2 separate regions of the Homo sapiens genome follow, and region 1 is linked to region 2. The links are chromatin loops, found by intact Hi-C in ENCODE. Cell type or tissue: heart left ventricle. All regions are shown on one strand. Links, peaks and the distances in the headings refer to the core of each region. The heading gives the core; the rest is flanking DNA.

Evidence for each region. A loop is a pair of places that touch in the nucleus more often than their neighbours do. Peaks named below come from ENCODE experiments on the same cell type or tissue, not always from the same donor. Only the 100,000 strongest peaks of a DNase experiment are listed, where the experiment ranks them.
Region 1: it touches region 2 in a loop (8-fold over the local background); 1 of 110 quality-filtered maps calls a loop at or near these places.

Annotation. Positions count from the first base shown.
Region 1 is chr10:1,891,286-1,901,575 of GRCh38, forward strand. No RefSeq gene overlaps it. Among named protein-coding and RNA genes, the nearest start is that of LINC00700, 120 kb to the right of the region's middle. In heart left ventricle, for the core only: no CTCF peak of the experiment used is centred there; a DNase peak (open chromatin) is centred at 5,032; H3K27ac peaks cover 771 bases.
Region 2 is chr10:1,949,667-1,959,956 of GRCh38, forward strand. No RefSeq gene overlaps it. Among named protein-coding and RNA genes, the nearest start is that of LINC00700, 60 kb to the right of the region's middle. In heart left ventricle, for the core only: no CTCF peak of the experiment used is centred there; no DNase peak of the experiment used is centred there.

The DNA.
Region 1 (10,290 bases), core at 3,804-6,303, 59 kb before region 2:
CCTGCATTTGCCTGTCTCTGGGTTTTGCTCAGTCCTGTCTTGGTAGATGTCAAATTTCCTTGCTTCTTCAAGTATCAACTAATTTTTTTATTGGATTTCAGGTATATTGTGTAAAACGTCCAGAAGATAATTAGATGCATCATTTTTACACCCAGAAAGCTCCATGCCTCTTGTGTCAGGAGGCCAATTTGGGTCTTGGGTCAATCTACTCTGTGGCTGAGTTCAATCTGGGATTTATTTTTCCTAACTAGAGTCAATTCGCTCTGAGGTGCTAATAATTTGAGAGCAGTGTGAGAAGAGTTTTTGAGGAGGTGAGTGCCTAGGAGTCTTTGTTCTTCTCAATGTCTTAGTCTTTCCCCCAGACTTGAGCAGGACCAGCCCTGGGGTTCTCTGCTCCCCTGCTCCGCCTGAAGCTTTTTATGAGCATAAAGGTGAGACCCATCGGTAAGGACAGGCAGGTGAAAGCCAACCCTTCATGGGGTTCCTCGCGGCTTTCACCCACCATTCCAGTGGGTACTTGGCCCTAAAGTCCATGGAAATTCAGCTGCCATGTTCTTACCTGCCCCTTCCTCCACGGAGGGCAGCTCCCTCCCTGATCTGTGATTCCAGTGAAGATAAAAGTCACTGAGCATCTCCTCTTCCAAGGAGGAGACTCATCTTCCCGGCCCACTGGGTTTCTCTGCCTCCTCCACTCTCGGATGGGCATCGAGGCCTTCTCACTCTGGAGAGTCTTTGAGTGGTGTCTGTTGTCATGGCAATGTGATGCTTTATTTCAACTTTCTGTGTCTTGAGCAGAAATAAAGAATTTAATACATTTGTAAAGAATTATCAAACAAAAAGGAAATAACCAATAACAACTAGCCACATGTCTACCAATATGTCACTGTCAAGTACCCCTCTTGAGTTTTAAATAGCAGGTAAGTGTAGAAACTTTTTTTTTGAGATGGAGTCTCACTCTGTCACCCAGGCTGGAGTGCAGTGGCACAATCTGGGCTCACTGCAACCTCTGCCTCCTGAGTTCAAGAGATTCTCCTGCCTCAGCCTCCCAAGTAGCTGGGATTACAGGCATGTGCCACCACACCCAGCTAATTTTTGTATTTTTGTAGAGACGGGTTTCACCATGTTGGCCAGGCTGGTCTTGAACTCCTGACCTCAGGCGATCCACCCACCTCAACCTCCCAAAGTGCTGGGATTACAGGAGTGAGCCAGAGTGCCCAGCTAGAACTTACATCGAAGAGCAGCTGGCCTGTCCCTGGCACCTGCTCTCTGATCGCTACTCTTCGACCTCTCTCTTCTTGCATTTTGGTCACCACCATAGGGACGAGCCCATCTCTTGGTTTCAGGGTGCTCTGCAGCTTATTGCAGTCTTAGGTGGAATGCCACATTTGAGTATGACATGAGTTGCTATCTCACCCTCCTCTTGAACTCCGCCTCCCCACATTTCTCCAGAAAAGTAGATCCACACACGCAGGGTTTTTGGATAGAATATCAACATTACCTGAGGACCAGAGCAGGCGCTTTATAAAGGATGCTGCACAGGCAACGGAGGCTCCTTCAGGCGTGCTGCTGTCCTTGGAGGACTTGCTTTGCCCATCACTGGCCTCCTGTCCCCATGTGCAGCACTCAGCTTCATTGCCAACACTCTCCCTCCTGTGAATTTCCCCCAAGAATTCTCTATTCTAATCCATTAATTATGCAGAATTGCTTCTTTCTGTTCTATGAAATATAGCTGTAGCCTAAACAAAATATCTCTCCAACACAGAAATGACCTTACCAGAGGCTTAGAAAGTAAGACTACCTCGAAGTTGTTACATTTAAAATGTACTAGTGTTGCTTTCATTAATATACTTATGCTTTTTGATCTATTTTCTCATATCTCTATGTACACATGTCCTCAATGCAGGATATTCAGACATGATGATGATGTTTGTGGATATAGAATAGATTAGAATGCCTTACAAATCTTTTTAAAATTGTTGTTTGTATAATTTTAGGGGGTACAGGTACAATTTTGTTGCAAGCACAGATTGCATAGTGGTGATGTCAGGGTGTTTACGATATCCATCATCCAAATAACATATATTGTACCTATTAAGTCATTTCTCTTGGAATTCTCACTGAACCACAACTATACTGGATGGTTATGAAAGGCCGCCCCCAGTGGCTAGATAATGTTGAGAGAATCACACCAAATATCAAAAGAATTAGAACTCTTTTATGTTAAAAGTTAATCTAAATGTAGCATTCTACTCCCTGTTTTAAACTTAATTTTACATGAAATGTTAATTTTATATATATATGTGTATATATACACATATATGTATGTGTGTATGCATGTGTATCCCATTTATGCATACAATATGTGTTGTCCTGTGGGCTCCAGAATCTTCTGAAACATAATTGCATATATTTACAATTTTCGGAGAAACACAGGGACATGTTTTTCACGTCTTCCCTGACTTACCGCGTTGCATGTAACGATTCAAGACTGCAGCCTACAGTGCCTCTCCTCCACATTCCTCTGGAATTTTGTATTTTATTAAATCCTACCCTTGAACACTCAGCAAGTGGCCCCCTTACCAATGTTTTGCCCATCCTATCCAGAGATCACAGATGGAGATTTCAATCCAGGTCTTATTTTCGCTGTGCTTGCCGTGTTTAGTGCCCTCCCTAAGCGGCTGCCAGCGAGGCACCTGGCCCAGCTGAGATGGATGTCCTCTCCCCAGCACGAGGTTGCATGGGACGCCTCTGCCCACCTGACCTCAGACTAATTGTACAATTAGTGCTGTAATATAAAGTCTCTGAGTGAACACAAGTTCCCTCTTGCCATGATTAACTCCTGGGCTCCGAGGCAGCAGGAACCATTCACAAAGTGCAAACTAATTAATGTTGGAGGACACAAGTGAGGACAAGGGAGGTCATGGAGCTGGAGGCTCGCGACAGAGCCGATGGCAACAGAAATCAAAGTGCAGCTACAGCAGTCGCAATGGAAATTTTTTCAAACTGAATTTTATTATTTTCTCTTCATTTCTCTTATTATTTTCTCTTGACTTTGCATACAGGAGGCTGGGGGATATAGAAAAGAAAGACATTGTTATAATGATGCAGCTCTGAACAGCTTATCTGCTGTATGTTTCAATATACTTAATAAAAATTAATACTTAATTTAATTAATAATATTAAAAAATAAGCATTTTGAAACATACAGCAGATAAGCTGTTCAGAGGGCCACAGCCTCAATGGCTGGAGGAATCCTGTGACCGGGAAAGTCTATGTTTTCACCAATCTTCGTTAGCCAGTCGTAGGAAGCACGGCTGATATGGGCTTGGGGATTAAAAGTTACTGTTCTGGCCATGTTGCCATCAACTCCCAATATATGACACATGGGAAGATTAAAACATAAACACAAGCAGCAAAAGTGAAATAAAAATACCAGTAAAAAACAATGATGCTTTTCCTATAGTTTATGAAACTGAGTGAAGACAAAGATCTCTCTAGAATCAAAAAGTGGTACCTTAAAATTCTCCTATTTAATCCTACCATAGGCAAATCTGAAAAAAAAATTGCTCCTTGATCTTTGTGACTTTTTACTGATAAGAATTATTGCTAAGTGGCAAAAATCAAAAACAAACAAAAAATCACCATAGTATACGCCATAGTATACACCGTAGTATACACTGTAGTATACACCATAGTATACACCACAATATACACCACAGTATACACCATAGTATACACCGTAGTACACACCCTAGAATACACCATAGTATACACTGTAGTATATACACCACAGTATACATCATAGTATATACCATGGTATTCACCATAGTGTACACCATAGTATACACAGTATACACTGTAGTACACACCATAGTACACACCATAGTATGCAACACAGTATACATCACAGTATACACCATAGTATACACCATAGTACACACCATAGTATACACAGTAGTATACACCATAGTATACACCATAGTATACACCATAGTATGCACCGTAGTAGACAACATAGTACACACCATAGTATACACCACAATATACACCACAGTATACACCATAGTTTACACCATACTATACACCATAGTATATACCATAGCATCCACCATAGTATCCACCATCCTTAGCAGGATGTGTTCCAGAAATTTAAAAATCCATCCTGACATTTTGGTGGAAATCTGTAAGGTGATCTATATTAGGGATAAATCCTAATGATTTGACAGACCAGCTAGAGGAACTTACAGGACACATGGAATGTAATGACCCATGCAGTGGTGAGTGTGACAGTGAAGAATATGAGGATGAAAATCATCCCCACCCCAGGTTGTTGGAGACACTGATCCAAACCGGTGGTGATCGTGATGCATTCGAAGGCTTGCTAGTAAGTCAATGCCTTTGAACCCGGGCATGAGATATCCAGTGATCGAATACTATGTTTTGGATAACAGTTGAATATTTGACATCCAAATTAAATCCACTTTGAGCACGTAAGACTCTCGTGAAGTAGCCAAAGGCAGCACTTGAACCGTTTATAGCACACACACATTAATTTAATCCGTTCTGCAGATCGTAAGGCTCATTAGTATATTACAGGATCCTGGAATCCCTGGGGTGAAGAAATCTCTCATACCTTGTTAAATCCAAAGCTTCCTGCTTTTTTTTTCAATCCACAGGACCCCATTTCAAACGGCATTTTAAAATGGAAAACACTTTAAGGTATGCTGGTTTATGGTGTGCTTATTTACGGGAAAAAAATGCAGCCCTTCAAACAGGGCCAAGGAGTGGCAATGAGTGGTTTTCTCCTCGCAGTATTCTCAAGTTTGGGTTAAGCTGTACTAAGTGAGTTGGACTCTGTCAAGGATTCAGTAAATTCTGCAAGGACATTTTAAAAAAGATTATTCATATGAACCCTCCTCCACTCTAACTTTCCCATGAGAAAGACTAATTCGAAAGGTCAGCTGAGCGCCCCTTCTTATGATAGAACAGACATCTGCAAAGTGGTCACTGACTGTCCCTGGCTCCTGTCCACTCCAGGGCAGAGCAGCTGGACGGAAGTGTGCAGTCTTGGGCAGCAATTTGTTTGTAATCTTTCGATTTATTTGTAATCTTTGGATCATTGTGAGTGCATTAAAAGGCAGCTCAGGGGGTCACAGCCAGATTCAGACATGTGTCTGCTTTACCAACCTTGGGTGGGAAATAAAAGCAGCGCTTTGCTAAATTAAGTTGTAAATGATTCACTGATCCAAAGAGATTATTGTGACAGTCAGACTAAATTTTCCTTCTGGGGAATAAAAACTGACATTGAACAACTTTCCGATGCAGCAGGGAAAATAATCCTGTTCCTACAAGTCCTAAAGTGATAAACTGGGAAGTGTTTTCAAATTTCAGTGTTGTTATTTCGTTGTACCTATATTTTGATTTATTTTTCTTTTAGCTTTTCCTATTTGTAATAATCCCATTTACCTAGCTCAATATGCCCTCAGAGCCCATAAAAACACCCTATGCATTTCATCTGTATTTTAGTTGATAAATTACATATACCTAATGTATCAACTAAAATTAGAATGCATGCACGTAGAAGTATATCTATACGTGTATATACACGTGTGTAAATATGTGTATATATACACACATATAGATACATGTGCATAGATTCTAATATATTGTCTATAATTGTCTATAATTCTTTTGTATTTATATTAAAAGATTGGAGCAAACCTGATTTTATGATTGTCTCAGTTTTTACTTTTTTATTTACTTTCCATTCCATGTGCTGATATCATTTCCCGCCGCCTCAGCACAGTTACATCAATGCAGCCTGCAAGAAGACACACTCCAGGGGTCAGATCATTAGAGGGGCTTTAATCTTGTAGAACAATGTTTCAATACTGTTTACACCAGGGGCTTTCTTGTACAAACCGTCTTTACACAAGACAAGAATAACATAGGAAAGAACTATTTGTCTCTGATCTGTGCAAAGAAGGAGAGCAAACGGGAATCCTCAGGGGCTTTTTCGTCTTTTAAACCTACCAGGAGGAGATTAATCAAAGGTATCTATGCTGTCTGATGTACAATCAGTTACATAGCCGCAGTGCCATTGATCAAGTTATGGTGGAATAACGGAATCCCAGCATCCGAAGCAGCGACATGGTGGGGGCAGAAACCAGCCCCAGCACCGCACGCTGTTCACAGAGCAACATCGGTGAGGAAGCGTGAGTTCACGTGAGTTCACTGCTTCTTCCAGGAAGTCTCCGTTGCCGGCCTTTTATCTATGCAGAGTCTCAGTCTTTTTTTTTTTTTTTTTTTTTTTTTTTGAGACTGAGTCTCGCTCTGTCTCCCAGGTTGGAGTGCAGTGGCGCGATCTCGGCTCACTGCAACCTCCGCATCCCGGGTTCAAGCCATTCTCCTGCCTCAGCCTCTGAGTAGCTGGGAGTACAGGTGCCCACCACCACGCCCGGCTAATTTTTTGTATTTTTAGTAGAGATGGGGTTTCTCAGTCTCATCAGCATTGGTTTGCTTATGATTTAATCCATGTTTTATTGTACATTTCACACATACCAAGCGCTTTTTTATTTAATTAAATGTGATCTTATTTAATACTCACCATGATGAGTGAAATAAGCCTGAGAGTATTTAAAGAGTATTGTGAGCTCTTGCCCTGTCCCAGGCCCCTGTAATAGACATGTCAAAATAGAAGATACTGTATTGTAGGTACTTCCTTCAGCTCTCATAGTAATCAAAGTTCAAGATGTCTTTCTACATAATTCAGTCTATTAAACATGCAGCAAACATTCCGTGGGTAGGGGGCTTAGGAAATGATAGAGATCAACAGTCAGGCTATCCTACTAACTAGTTTGCGTAAGTTTCTTTTGTATTTCTGGTGTCTGCTCCTTCAATTAAAATGTGTTTGTCTTTATGGTTGTGTACCTCCTTATTTTTGGTTCTGTTGTTCTCACTTAAAGATATAGTCACATTTTTTTTTGAGATAAATGTGAAACATAAGAACTCTATTTTTTTTTTTTCAGACACCGTCTGGCTCTCTCACTGAAGCTGGAGTGGCGCGATCTTGGCTCACTGCAACCTCCGCCTCCTGGGTTCAAGCAATTTTTCTGCCTCAGCCTACAGAGTAGCTGGGACTACAGGTGCGTGCCACTACCTCTGGCTAATTTTCGTATTCTCAGTAGAGATGGGGTTTCACCATATTGGCCAGGCTGATCTCGAATTGCTGACATCATGATCCACCAGCCTTGGCCTCCCAAAGTGCTGGGATTACATATCAACTCTATTTTTATGAAAAATAATTGTTCTTGAGATGGTTTCACCCTCTGTCAGTGCAGTGGTGCAATCACAGCTCACTGCAGCCTTGACCTCTCAAGCCCAAGTGATTCTCCTGCCTCAGCCTCTCAAGTAGCTGGGACCACAGGCACACACCACCACACCCAGCTAATTAATTTTTAAATTTAATTATATTTTCTTGTAGAGGCAGGGCCTCATTATGTTACCCAGGCTGGTCTGGAACTCCTGGGCTCAAGGAATCCTCTCAGTTTGGCCTTGCAAAGTTCTGGGATTACAGGCATGAGCCACTGCACCCAGCCTGAAAAGTAATTTCTATATTTAAAAAACATGCAATATCAAATTGAGAGTAATGCATTTTAAATTAGATGCCTTGGATTAGCTGCAAAGGGAATGCATATATCTTATTGGGATTTTTTTTTAATGAAGAGAGAGTAGTTGAGAGAGTGAAAACACATTTCCTGGATTTAATGAAAGAAGAAAAAAACCCCAAAAATAATAATAATAAAAAAAAGTAAGTAGATCTAATTAAAAAAAACCCAGGCCAGGCATGGTGGCTCATGCCTGTAATCCCAGCACTTTGGGAGGCTGAGGCGGGTGGATCACCTGAGGTTGGGAGTAGAGACAGGTCTCTACTAAATATATGAAAAATTAGCTGGGTGTGGTGGTGCATGCCTGTGATCTCAGCTACTCAGGAGGCTGAGGCAGGAGAATTGCTTGAACCCGGGAGGCAGAGGTTATGGTGAGCCGAGATCACACCACTGCACTCCAGCCTGGGTGACAAGAGCGAAACTCTATCTCAAAAACAAACAAACAAACAAAACAAACAAACAAAAAATCCCCGAAGAACAAAAAGTAACAGAGGGTGATCAAGTAATGTCTCAGAGGAATTTGAACCAGAGAAAGTAAAACATGACTTTAATCAGGCAGAAAAACAAAGCAAACAAATAAAGTTATGTCTTAGATATTGAGGCTTTGGTGAGTTGAAGAACAGGTGGGGCTCGTGAACAGTAGCAGACTCAAGGGATGACAAGCACATAAAATAACCCATGGTAGCTGAAGAAGTGGAAACCGCTCAGAGCATCCTAGAATATTTGATGCATTTTTTTCTGGCATTACTGCAGAATACATCCCAATAAGGAAGTATTCAAAGAAAACAAATTTGTAGTATGGTCAACTGTGATACAAATGGATTTTGCCAAAACATGGTCAGTGTGTTTGAAGTTTCTTGCAAGAGAAAAATATAAGAGGCAAAGCCACCCAAAATATTTCTGGTCAGCAGGTGAGTTATGTGGTCCACTGACATGCAGGGAACTCGGGAAACCCTGAAGGATCTCCTGGGATTATGCAGAGGAGAAATGGGGAGAGAAGCTCAGCCAAGACACTCTGCTGGTTAACTTCTGGGTGTGCACGCAAGGGAGGAAGCACAGCTAGCATTTAATCCAGTCTCAAATGAGGCCAAAGGCAGAGGGGAAGGAAGGAAAGTCCAGAAACCAGGGCAGAAGAGTCAGGGTCTCAATACAATGGTTAGAAATGGCAGATCAATAACAGCCATGACTGTGGAGTCCTAATAAGGGAACAGGAGCCAGGCTGGGGGGAGATGGGGAAAGCAAAAAGCAGAAGCAGATATGCTGTAAGCCTGCCTTTCTTCACGGTGCAGGACACACAGCCCTCCTGTGCAAATAACTCACAATCTTCCTGGGCCCAGCTATCCCCAGACCCTGTGCTGATAGAAAAATGCCAGTTAGCTCACTGCAACCTTGGTGTTATTAGTACTGCAAGTGGCTCTCTCCAGCACAAGCACCTTCCTATAAAATCCCCAGCAAGTCTCTGTCCCCTTGCAGCCAGCTCCTCTCTTGCCGACTTGCCCATTGCTTTCTTGCAACGTATTTTCCTACTTTCTCTAATAAATCTGTATTTCTTTACCTACAACTGTCTTGCTAAGTTCTTTTTACTGCCTGAGTCACACTGATCCCAGATAGTCACTACTCATGACAATGCCCCTTATTAATAAGCATATGGAGTTTAAAACTGATTGATTCCATATATTCATTCAAATATATTACAAATACATTCAAATATATTATAAATGCACATGATTTGCATATGGTTATTCATACAATTCTGTATTATATAAACTGTTTTATAATATTTTTTCCTCTTCATATTATATTGTGACAGCATCCTATAATGTCTGAATTATTTCTAAAATGCATTTTTATAGCTACATAATATTCCACTGTGTGGAGGTAATAATGATTTAATTGATATAAATTATTAAATACTGAAAGATTTTTAAAAATATATTTTCTTATTTATAAAAATGTTGCTATACATGATTGTTTGCTTTGGATAACAGACTTGAAAGAAAATGAGCAGTCTGAAAGAAATGATATTTAAAATTTTTGATCCATATTATAAATAATTATTTAAAAATATTTGACCCATTTATAATTAAACCAGAAATATTTTCTTACATCCTCATTTTATGATTAATACAGATTCTATTACAACAATGTTAAGTTTACAGCAAAATGTAGTGGGAAGTACAGAGTGTTCGTGTATACCCCTTCCTAACACAAGGCAAAAGCGACCTCATTAACAGCATCTCCCCCATGGGTTGCTGTGCATGCTACAATTTTGTTATTCCACCATAGCTTGATCAATAGCAGTGCAACTCTGTAACTGATTGTACACCAGGCAGCATAGACATCTTAACAGTACATTTGTTACAATTGATGAAACTACACTGATACATAATTATCATGCAAAACCCATAGTTTATGCTGGGATTTCCTCCTGGTGTTATAAATTACATGCGTTTAGACAAATGTGTAATGACATGTGTCCACTATTACAGTGTCTTACGGGGTAGTTTCACTGCCCTAAGCATCCCCTATGCCCTGTTCCTCCCTCCCTTCCTCAACCACTGATCTTTTCACCATCTCCATTGTTTTTCGTTTTTCAGAATGTCACATAGATGGGTTTATACAG
Region 2 (10,290 bases), core at 3,927-6,426:
CTGCCTCATGTCTGGCACAGGTGTGTTGTGACGGCTGAGAAGGTGGCTCTGGAGCCAAGAGGATGGGGCTGGAATCCTAGTTCTACCATTTACTCATGGAAGGACTTTCAGCCAGGCACCCAACCTCCGTGCCTCAGCTCCCTGCTCTGAAAATGAGGCTGCAGACATGTGGATTCATGAGGCTTTCATGAGAATTCAGTCAGGATACAACATATCATGGAAAACACTGCCACAAAATTGTTAGATATTAGTATTTGCTGTCACTGAGTCATGTTAGAGTGTAGCCGACAGAAAGAAACACCCCATTCCTAGATTCTGTTCACCTTGGCTGATAAAGAATGAGTGAAGTCATCTGAACAAGAGGAACTTAAGATGTTAGTTGCATATTTCTGAAGTCAATGAATTCCTTAAATAAGAACAGCTCTTCCCCAGTTGTAGAAGGCAGTAGGTTGGATTCTCTGAGTTTTTTTAAACATTTCATTTTACACAGTGCTCTTTCACTGGCGTGAAGTCTGTCAGAAATAACAGAGATGATGATAGATTTCTGTTGACATATGTTGATTGGATTGTTGTGTGTAAAAACCCGGAAAGAAATGCACAATCTAAATATTTTTAGTTAAAAGCATTCATGTTTGTTGCAGTGTTGTTGTGGTAAAAACAGCAGGCAAATGTAAAAATAAAATAGTGACAATTTGACAAAACCTTATACTTTGCAGCATTTCTAAAGTATTATTTTGGTCGAAATAGAGTTGAAATAATAAAGTCCCATGCTGGAAATGTGGTAAGGTTGAGTTTATAATAGTTGACATCCACCCATAAGGAAAGAAATTCAGGTTCAATAACCCAGAAGTGTTCATTCCATAAGCCGGAGTCCTGACTGAAGCTCTGTTGTTCAACCAGGTTGAAGGATGCAGACAGCTCTGGATGTTTGGAGTGGGTCAAGAGTTTGGAAGGCCAGGAGGAAGTCTCATATGACTGGTGTAATCCAACACAATTAGAGTAGGAGTTGGAACGGAGTGCTCACACCCTCCAGCAAATATTCTTTGTTAGAGCTGGGGTAGTAGCAGATGGACATGAGACCTGTGCTATATCCAACAGGCAATGCTGCCTAGAACCTGTGGATGGTTGAGAAACACGTGGTGTGGCCATAGCACAAAAGCAAGATGGGAACACACATAGATATTTAGTACCAAGGTCAAGGTGAGCTTGGCAAGTGAGGAAGATGTTGGAAATATTTTTATCCTCCTAGCTCAGGGAGCAATCCAGCTCTCTATGGCTCTGTTGGACGAGGAAGGTGAAAACGATTTGTAGCTCTTTCAAGAGCGGCTGCTCTGTGTGCAGGCCCTCCAGATGTGGCCACTGATTAGCCTGCAGCTGATCCAGCAACCTCACCGAAGATGGGATCAGCTAAATGCACAACTTCACATTCCAGAGAAAATCAGAGGCAGAAAAAAAGAATGAAAGCTTCCCACTCATTTTTTTTTAACCTTTCATGTTGTCTCAACATGAGATAATTACAGGAGAATTGAGGTGATTTGTTATTTATAGAAGTATTCATGGTTTTATTCACCGCTCTTGGGACTGAAAGTATTATGCCCAAGTGAACAGTCCTTTAAAAACACTCAGCAACAATAACAAGTCTCTCAAGGTTATGCCCTAGCCTGTTTTTTACCCTTTATGTCATTTGTAACAACTATGGTCTCTGACATTTAGTTAATTAAATTTGCCCACAGTGTCTGACTTGGTTGTGCAGCTCCTCTAAGAATGTAATTTTTGAAGGTGGCAAGAAGAATGGTTAACCTTGATGAGTCGGTTAGCCACGGTAGCATGCTATTCAAGATGAGGGGAAAAATTAGAATCCTCGTACAACCTACAAATAAAAAGCCTCTGGAGAAAGCACAGATGTGGAATACTTATGATCTAGGCGAGGCTTAAAAAACAAGATAGCAAAAGAAATCAAACGCCTGCACAATTGCAAAACGTGCCCTATGCCAGTCAGGGATCGCTATTCACATTAGTTTAATGTACCACCTTTTTCTCTGAATAAGTTTTGCATACATGATTTTTAAATTATGGCTGTTTGAAAGATTTCCTTTGACTTGTGTTTAAGAAGTGTTCAATTTGTGTTGGAAGTTTTTATAAAAAGAAGGTGGTGACCTGCATCGGGGGCCCGTGCAGTTGGTGAGGACTGAGATGATCATGGGAAAGGTTTAAATATTGAATAACTAGGATGTCCTGATGGATTGGGAATGCGTAAGGGAACAAGAGAAAATTCATGAATTTTCTGAAGCCATCAAAGATGTTGGCTTGAACAATTGGAAGAATGGGCGTATCAACAACTGGAATGGGGAGGAGGGTAGGGGCACCGGATTCGAGCAGCAGGGTCTCATTTTTGAGCACATTCAGCTTGGGGTATCTAGGACACATCAGAATGAAGAACCAAGCAGGCCGCTGGATATATAAGGATGGACTGGGAAGTCTTTCAATATCTGGATGAAAAGCCTGGCTCTTGGTTAAAAACCTATGTGTGGTTTTCAGCCCTAACCCTGTGTGATGACAAAGGTTTTCCTGGAAGACTTCTTGGAGATGCTACCGTCCCCACAACAGACTCGGGGCACAGCCAAGCCCTGGGGTCCACCGCGGATGGAGCCGGCAGGTAAGGATCAGGCCCGCTGGCGGCCGCGCTCCTATCCGCACCCCTTATCCGCACCCCTTATCCGCGCCCCTTATCCACACCCGTTATCCGCACCCCTTATCTGCACTCCTTATCCGCATCCCCTATCCGCACCCCCTATCCGCACCCCTGGCCCAACACCTCCACTCCGAGGCCTCTTCAGGGGGTCCTTTCCCAGCGCGTCTCCTCTCCCTCCCTGGGACTCCCAGAGCCATAAAATCAGGCCCCGTCCTTAGGGCTCCGTCCCCAGTTCCGTGACCGGCCCTCTGCTCTGTGCTGACACCCAGCACCCTCCCCGGCCTCTGCTCCGAGGGGAAAATAAAACAGGGGCCTTCAGGCCTCACCGCTGGCTCACTCCATCGCAGCAAATCGACCGAGGGTCCTCTGCTGCGTCCTTGCGGCCTGTTGTCTTACTCAGCGGCCCTGACACCCGGCATTTATTTAAAGCCTCGAGGCTGGATGCGGTTGCGACAGCAGGGCGTGTTCAGAGGAAAGAAGGGGCTGGAGCCCGGGCACTCGGGTTAGGCAACGTCAAGGGGCTCGGGAGGAGAGTGGGCTCCGCCAAGGCGGTGGCTGCAGGGGCCACGTGTGGCCTCTTGGAACACGGAGGAAGGAAGCGCTGAAGGACGTAAGGACTGTCTGTAAAATCCTCCCTGACAAGGGAGGTCAGGGTCGGGATGTCCCCTTGGACGTGGCGATGCGGAGGCCTGAGTGACCTCAGGAGAGGGGCTAGGTGGAGATGACGCTCACGGAGGGTGACTCGGGAGACAAACCGCAGACAGTAGGTGCAGGTGGCCCTGAGAGGCGTCCTGCACAGCACAGCAAAAGCCAGGGTCCTAGTTAGTGGGCGAAGTGAGTTCCAGACTTTGGGAAAATAATCGCGTTTTGTACTGCTGTAAATGAGCGGAAGAAAGGGAGAGGCCGGGCGCGGTGGCTGAGGCCTGTACTCCCAGCACTTTGGGAGGCCGTGGCGGGTGGATCTCGAGGTCAGGAGATCAAGACCAGCCTGGCCAAGATGGCGAAACCCCTTCTCTAGTAAAAACACAAAATTAGTTAGGCATGGCGGCATGCACCTGTAATCCCAGCTACTCGGGAGGCTGAGGCGGGAGAACTGCTTGAACCCGGGAAGCGGAGGTTGCAGTGAGCTGAGATCGCGCCACTGCACTCCAGCCTGGGAGACAGAGTGAGACTCCTTCTCAAAAAAAAAAAAAAAAAAAAAAAAAGTTGGGGTGAAACGGTGATGAATAAGATGGCGCGTCGCAGGACGACGTGCTGGAGAAACTAGAGCTGCTGGGAGGAGAGGAGGATGTGGTCTGGGTCATCCCAGGTGATTTCATTTTCAGAACAATCCTGCTCGCACACTCTCAATCATCTGGATGGCCATCATTGAAAATGACTGATTCCAAATGTGTTTTTTAGTTTCTATTAACAACTGCATATAAATGATGCGCTAAAATGATCCTTTAAATCTGTCAGCTCTTCAAGGTCAAATCTCGCCCTGAAATTATTTTCTAGTGTTCAGGGCAATTAATAGATCATTAACAGAACTGTTGCTTAATACATATTTCTTGAATTTTATCATTTATTCTCCTGAAAGAAACATCACCTGACAATCGTAATTTTGTACAATGAATTTGGAATCTGGTGAGTTATTAAAAATAAATTTTAGATGGGCAATGTTGAGTCCTGGTGTACATGGGGGCAGCTGAGTTGCTGGAACACAAGAGCCACTGAAGGAAGAGGTGTCCCAGCCAAAGATAGGAGTAGGCGAGAAGCCTCGGTGCAGCCTAAATGTGAGGGGTGAGATGAGCTACCCAGACCAGCTATGATGCTAATAGGAGATGATGTCTGAATTTTAAATTCCTAGCCCTAGCCAAATATGTTGGCATTTTTAACCAACAGCTTTGAATTGGAATCTTACTGGAGAATAAGAATGAGAGGGCATTCACTGTCTGATGCAGAGTGTTGAAGTGGGATTATCACAGAGGGGAAGGTGAAACTCAAGTTAATGAAACTGCTATGTTGGTTTTTAAAGCAATTAGGAAAGATTTCCATTTCTAGAAATAAGGCAGGGCAAATATTTTGAAAAGAATACCTGCTACAGTTACTCCTTTCTGTAGATAACGCAACTCAATAAACGTCATCTAAAATTGGAGCAAGAAATGAAATCGGAAGCTGGCATTGCCAGAGGGTAAATGTTTATTACAGGCATTTGAGATATCTGATATGGAGGAGAAAGGAATGCTAAGCTGTGGGCCTGACTTGAACTGGGCAGGGAGGGAGGAGGTGAATCCATGATTCTTACTTTAATCTGGGACATTCAGAATATTTATATCCTTACTGAAAAGATCAACTAGAAATAATGTGTTGAGACAAAATGAACCTGAAAAGAAATAAGTTGTCCTTTGCAAGCTGTGAAAAATTAGTAGTGATAGCAATAGTACAGCTATGTCCTCATAAAGTGTATTTTTTGTTATAGAGCCAATATTTATTCCTGAAAAGGTGAGATTCTGCATGAATATGTTGAGGGGCTTTTTCCTATCATTTTAAATGTGAAATTATGATACATTGCATATAAACCTAAACCCCTAATGACTGACGTACAGTATAAATGAAATTCAATAAACCAGCCATACATAACCAGCAATTATTTTAGGAGATAAGATGCTTAAAATATCTTCTTAATCATTTAAAACATATATTTTGCTAACAAACAGTTGCTTGTTGTGCAAGAACATGGTCTCTCAGCATCACCAAAATTCAAGAGACATAATCCTTAGTGGACATTTAACTAGCTTCTCCAAATGTAAAAGCATGATTGCAATGTTCGGCCAATTTTATTTTTAATATACCTCAAGATATTTCTCACATTTCATCATGTTAGTAATGTACTGAGTTTAGGAGATGTAAATATATTTTTTCTATAAAACAGGCCAAAATAATTTATTAAGAGGAATTTTTTTCATAAAGTTTTGAAATTAACATAGTGATATTCTACCAATATTATATTCACTAGGAAGATAATCTGCAAGACATGTTTGTTATATGAATACATAACTTTATGCTGGGCGTGGTGGCTCACGCCTGTAATCCCAGCACTTTGGGAGGCCGAGGCTGGCAGATCACCTGAGGTCAGGAGTTCGAGACCAGCCTGACCAGTGTGATGAAACCCCGTCTCTACTAAAAATGCAAAAATTAGCCAGGAGTGGGGGCATGCGCCTGTAATCCCAGCTACTCAGGAGGCTGAGACAGGAGAATTGCTTGAACCCTGGAGGCAGAGGTTGCAATGACCTGAGATAGTGCCATTGCACTATAGCCTGGGCAACAAGAGCAAAACTCCATCTTATAAAAAAAAAAAAAAGAAAGAAATACATAACTTTAGGACAACTCTGACTTGGGTCAGCAGCTCCAATTTATATGATCTACACAGGACCAGCCAGTGGATGATTCCGTGAAACAGAAACCACCACTTTGGGAGTTGAAAGAAGAAATCTAATGTATCCTGCTGTTCTGAAACCATCACTTCCTATTGACAGGTTTTTGGATTTAGCTGACGGTAGGTATGGAGTTTTTTTTTATTTTAATTTGGAATGACATGAAAACGAATACTGTGGACTGCATTTTATGTGCTCATTTGCCCCCTGTTTATCCTCCCCAGTGAGGTGTTTGTTCAGAACTTTTGCCCATTTTTAATTGAGTTGTTTGTCTTCTTATTGCTCAGTTTGGATTGCTATTTGTATCGTGTGGATTCCAGTCCTTTATCAGATATGTGTTTTACAAATATTTTTCCAGTCAGTGGCTTGTCTTTTCATTCTCTTGGCAGTGTTTTTACTGAGCAGAAGTTTACGATTTTAGAAAAGGACAGTTTGTCATTTTTTTTCTTTTGTGGATCACGCCTTTGGTGTTGGATCTAGAAACTCATGACCAAAGCAAGATCTTATGGATACTCTGTTAAGTTTTCTTTTGAATGTTTTATTGTTCTGTATTTTATTTTTAGGCCTATAACACATTTTGATATTATTTTGAAATATGAATGTTCTAGTTTTGCATTTTTCTCATATGAACATTCAATTTTCCCAGGACCATTTTGTTGAAAGACGAACCATTCTCTGTTGAATTACCTGTGCTCTTTGCTCTTTTGTCAAAGAGCTCTTGACTGTGTTAGCGTGATTTACTTCTGGGCTCTGAGTTCTGTTCTGTTGGTCAATTTGTCTGTTCTTTCACCAATGCCAAGCTGTCTTGATTACTGCAGGTTTACTCTAAGTCTTAAAGTTGGTTGCTTGGTGTTGTTTCTCTGACTTTGTTCTTTTCCTTCAATATTCTGTTCGCGATTATGGGCCTTTTGATTTTCTATGTAAACTTCAGAATCAGTTTGATGATATCCAAAAAATAACTCACTTGGACTTTGATTGAGATTGCACTGAGTCTATCCATCAAATTTGGAAGAACTGACATCTTAACAAAAAATCTTCCTGTCCATGAAAATAGAGTATCTCTCCATTTATTTAGATTTTCTTTATTGTTTTCTATCAGAGTTTTATAGTTTTTAGATACAGATCTTGTACATAATCCATTCGATTTATACATGTGTATCTCATTTTTCTGCTATTGTAATTGATATTGTGATTTTAATTTCAAATTGCAAATGCTCATATTGATGATAGACGGAAGAGCAAGTGACTTATGTATGTTAACCTTGTATCCTATAACATTATTATATTATTTATTAGACCAGGAATTGTTATTGTTTTGGTCAGTTCTTTGGGAGTTCCTACATAAACCATCGTATAATCTGTGAACAAATACAGTTTAATTTCTTTTTTACAGTGTGTGTGGCTTTCTTTTCTTGAGGCCCTAGACAGGACGTTCAGTAGGATGTTGAGTAATAACCACAGGAAGAAACCCCTTTGCCTGGGTCCCCGTCATAAGGGGAAGATGGTCCATTTCTCAGCTCCTGATGCGATGCTGGCTGTAGGTGTTTGTAGCTGTTCTTCATCAAGTTGATGAAGTATCCCTCTGTTTCTAGTTGGCTCAGAGTTGTTTCATTCAGGGTGTTGAATTTTGTCAAATGCTTTTTCTGCATTTATTGGTATGACTGTATAGTTATTCTTATTTAGCCTGTTGGTGTGGTGGATTACAATAAGTGAGGTTTTTTGTTTCATTGTTTGTTTGTTTTTGAGCCAGAGTCTTACTCTGTCTCCTAGGCTGGAGTGCAGTGGTGTGATCTCAGCTCACTGCAACTTCTGCCCCCTGGGCCCAAGCAATTCTCCCACATCGACCTTCCCACATCAGCCTCCAGAGTAACTAGGGCTACAGACACATATCACAGCACCCGGCTAATTTTTTTTTTTTTTTCTAGAGACTGGGTTTCCCCATGTTGCCCAGGCTGGCCTTGTACTCCTGGCCTCAAGCGATCTTCCTGCCTTGGCCTCCCAAAGTGCTGGGATTACAGGTGTGAGCCACTGCGTAAGCCACATTAAGTGAGTCTTAAGTGTGGAATGTGCCTGCATATGTGGAAAAGAGTCTCACTTGGCTGTGGTTTGTAATTCATTTTATTTATTGTTGGGTTTTATTTGCTGTCACTGTGTTTGAGGACTTTCATACCTATGTTCATAATAGATTTTGGTTTGTATTTTTCCTCACTTTCAACCTCTTTACCTGGTTTTCACTTTTGAGTAATGCTGGACTCATGAAATTAGTTAGGACGTGTTCTTCAGTTCCTATTTTTTGGAACATATCATAGAGAATTGGTATCATTTTTTCTTAAACATGTGGTAGTGTTCTGTTTTGGAAAGTTATTGCTTATTGATTCAATTTCTGAAATAGATATAGTCTCATTCATTTTATTCAGTTCTCCTTGTGTGAGTTTTGGCAGTTTGCCTTTTTTTTAGGAATTGATCCATTTTATTTGTTGCTAAATTTGTGGGCATACGGCGATTCATAATATTCCTTTATTTCCTTTTATTGTTCATTCGTAGTAATGTCCCTTCTTTCATTCTGGCATTTGTAATTTGAGTATTTTTTTTTCTTTTACTTGGTTAGCCAGGTTAGAAGTATATCATTTTAAAAATCATTTCAGAGAACCTGCTTTTGGTTTTCTTAATTTTTGCTATTAATTTCCTGGCTTCAGTTTCATTGATTTCTAATCTGATTTTTATTTTTTTCTTTTCTTCTCGTTATTTTAAGCTTTAATTGTTTTTTCTCTAGTTTCTTGAAGTGCAAGCTTAGATTTCAGATCTTTTTGTTTCTAATCATGCTTTTCTAATACATGTATTTCTTTGTAGGTATCACTTTACCTTATCCCATAAAATTTGATTAGAAAGTTGTGTTTTGACTTTTATTTAGTTCAAAATGTTTTTAAAACTTTCCTCAGACTTTTTTTTGACACATGCATCAGTGAGAAATATGCTTTTTAATTTTGAACTGGTGGGGGTGGTTCAAGTATCTTGTTGTTATTGATTTATAGTGTAATTTCATTGTGGTCTGAGAATGCATTTTGTCTGTTTTCTTTCTGCAAGTTTGCTAAGGTGTGTCTCATCACCCAAAATGTGCATAGTCTTGGTAAATGTTCCAGGTGACCTTGAGAAGAATGTATTTTCTGCTATTTGTTGAGTGGAGTGTTCTATCTTCTGCCTAGAAGTGTCATATAGGTCAAGTTAATCCCCATTGTTGTTCAGATTAACTATATTTCTATTAATGTTCTGCTTGTTAGATCCACCAAGTCCTGAAAAGCAGGCATTGAAGTCTCCAGCTGTAACTGGTTATTTTTTGTTTCTCCTTGCAGTTCTACTAGGTTGCCTGTTTTATGATACTTTGTTGTTAAAGACATGCTTGTTAAAGATTGTTATATCTTCTTGGAGAATTAACCACTTTATTACTCTGTAATGTCCATCTTTGTCCCTGATAATTTTCCTTGCTCTGAAGTCTGTTTTGAATGGAATTACTAAAGTTGTTTGAGCTTTGTTTTGATTATTGTTAGCATTGCTATATCTTTCTTCATCCCTTTAATTTTAATGTGTTAGTGTCTTTATGTTTAAATTGAGTTTCCTATAGAAAACTATCCTTTTGTTGTTGTTTAAAATCCATTTTCCTTTGTAGGGACATGGATGAAACTGGAAACCATCATTCTCAGCAAACTATCGCAAGGACAAAAAACCAAACACTGCATGTTCTCACTCATAGGTGGGAATCGAACAATGAGAACACATGGACACAGGAAGGGGAACATCACACACCGGGAACTGTTGTGGGGTGGGGGGAGGGGGGAGGGACAGCATTAGGAGATATACCTAATGTTAAATGACGAGTTAATGGGTACAGCACACCAACATGGCACATGTATACATATGTAACTAACCTGCACATTGTGCACATGTACCCTAAAACTTAAAGTATAATAATAATAAAATTAAAAAAAAATCATTGCCTTTAATTGGTATAGTTAGAACATTTACATTTAAAGCAAATATTTATGGCACTGCATTAATATTAATATCAATCATGATTTTATTATTTTGTATTTATTGCACTTACTCGTTTTTTCTTCCTCTTCATTTTTTCATTCTCTGATTTAAATTTTGCATACAATTTAATATTATTTCTTCTCTTAAGAAATA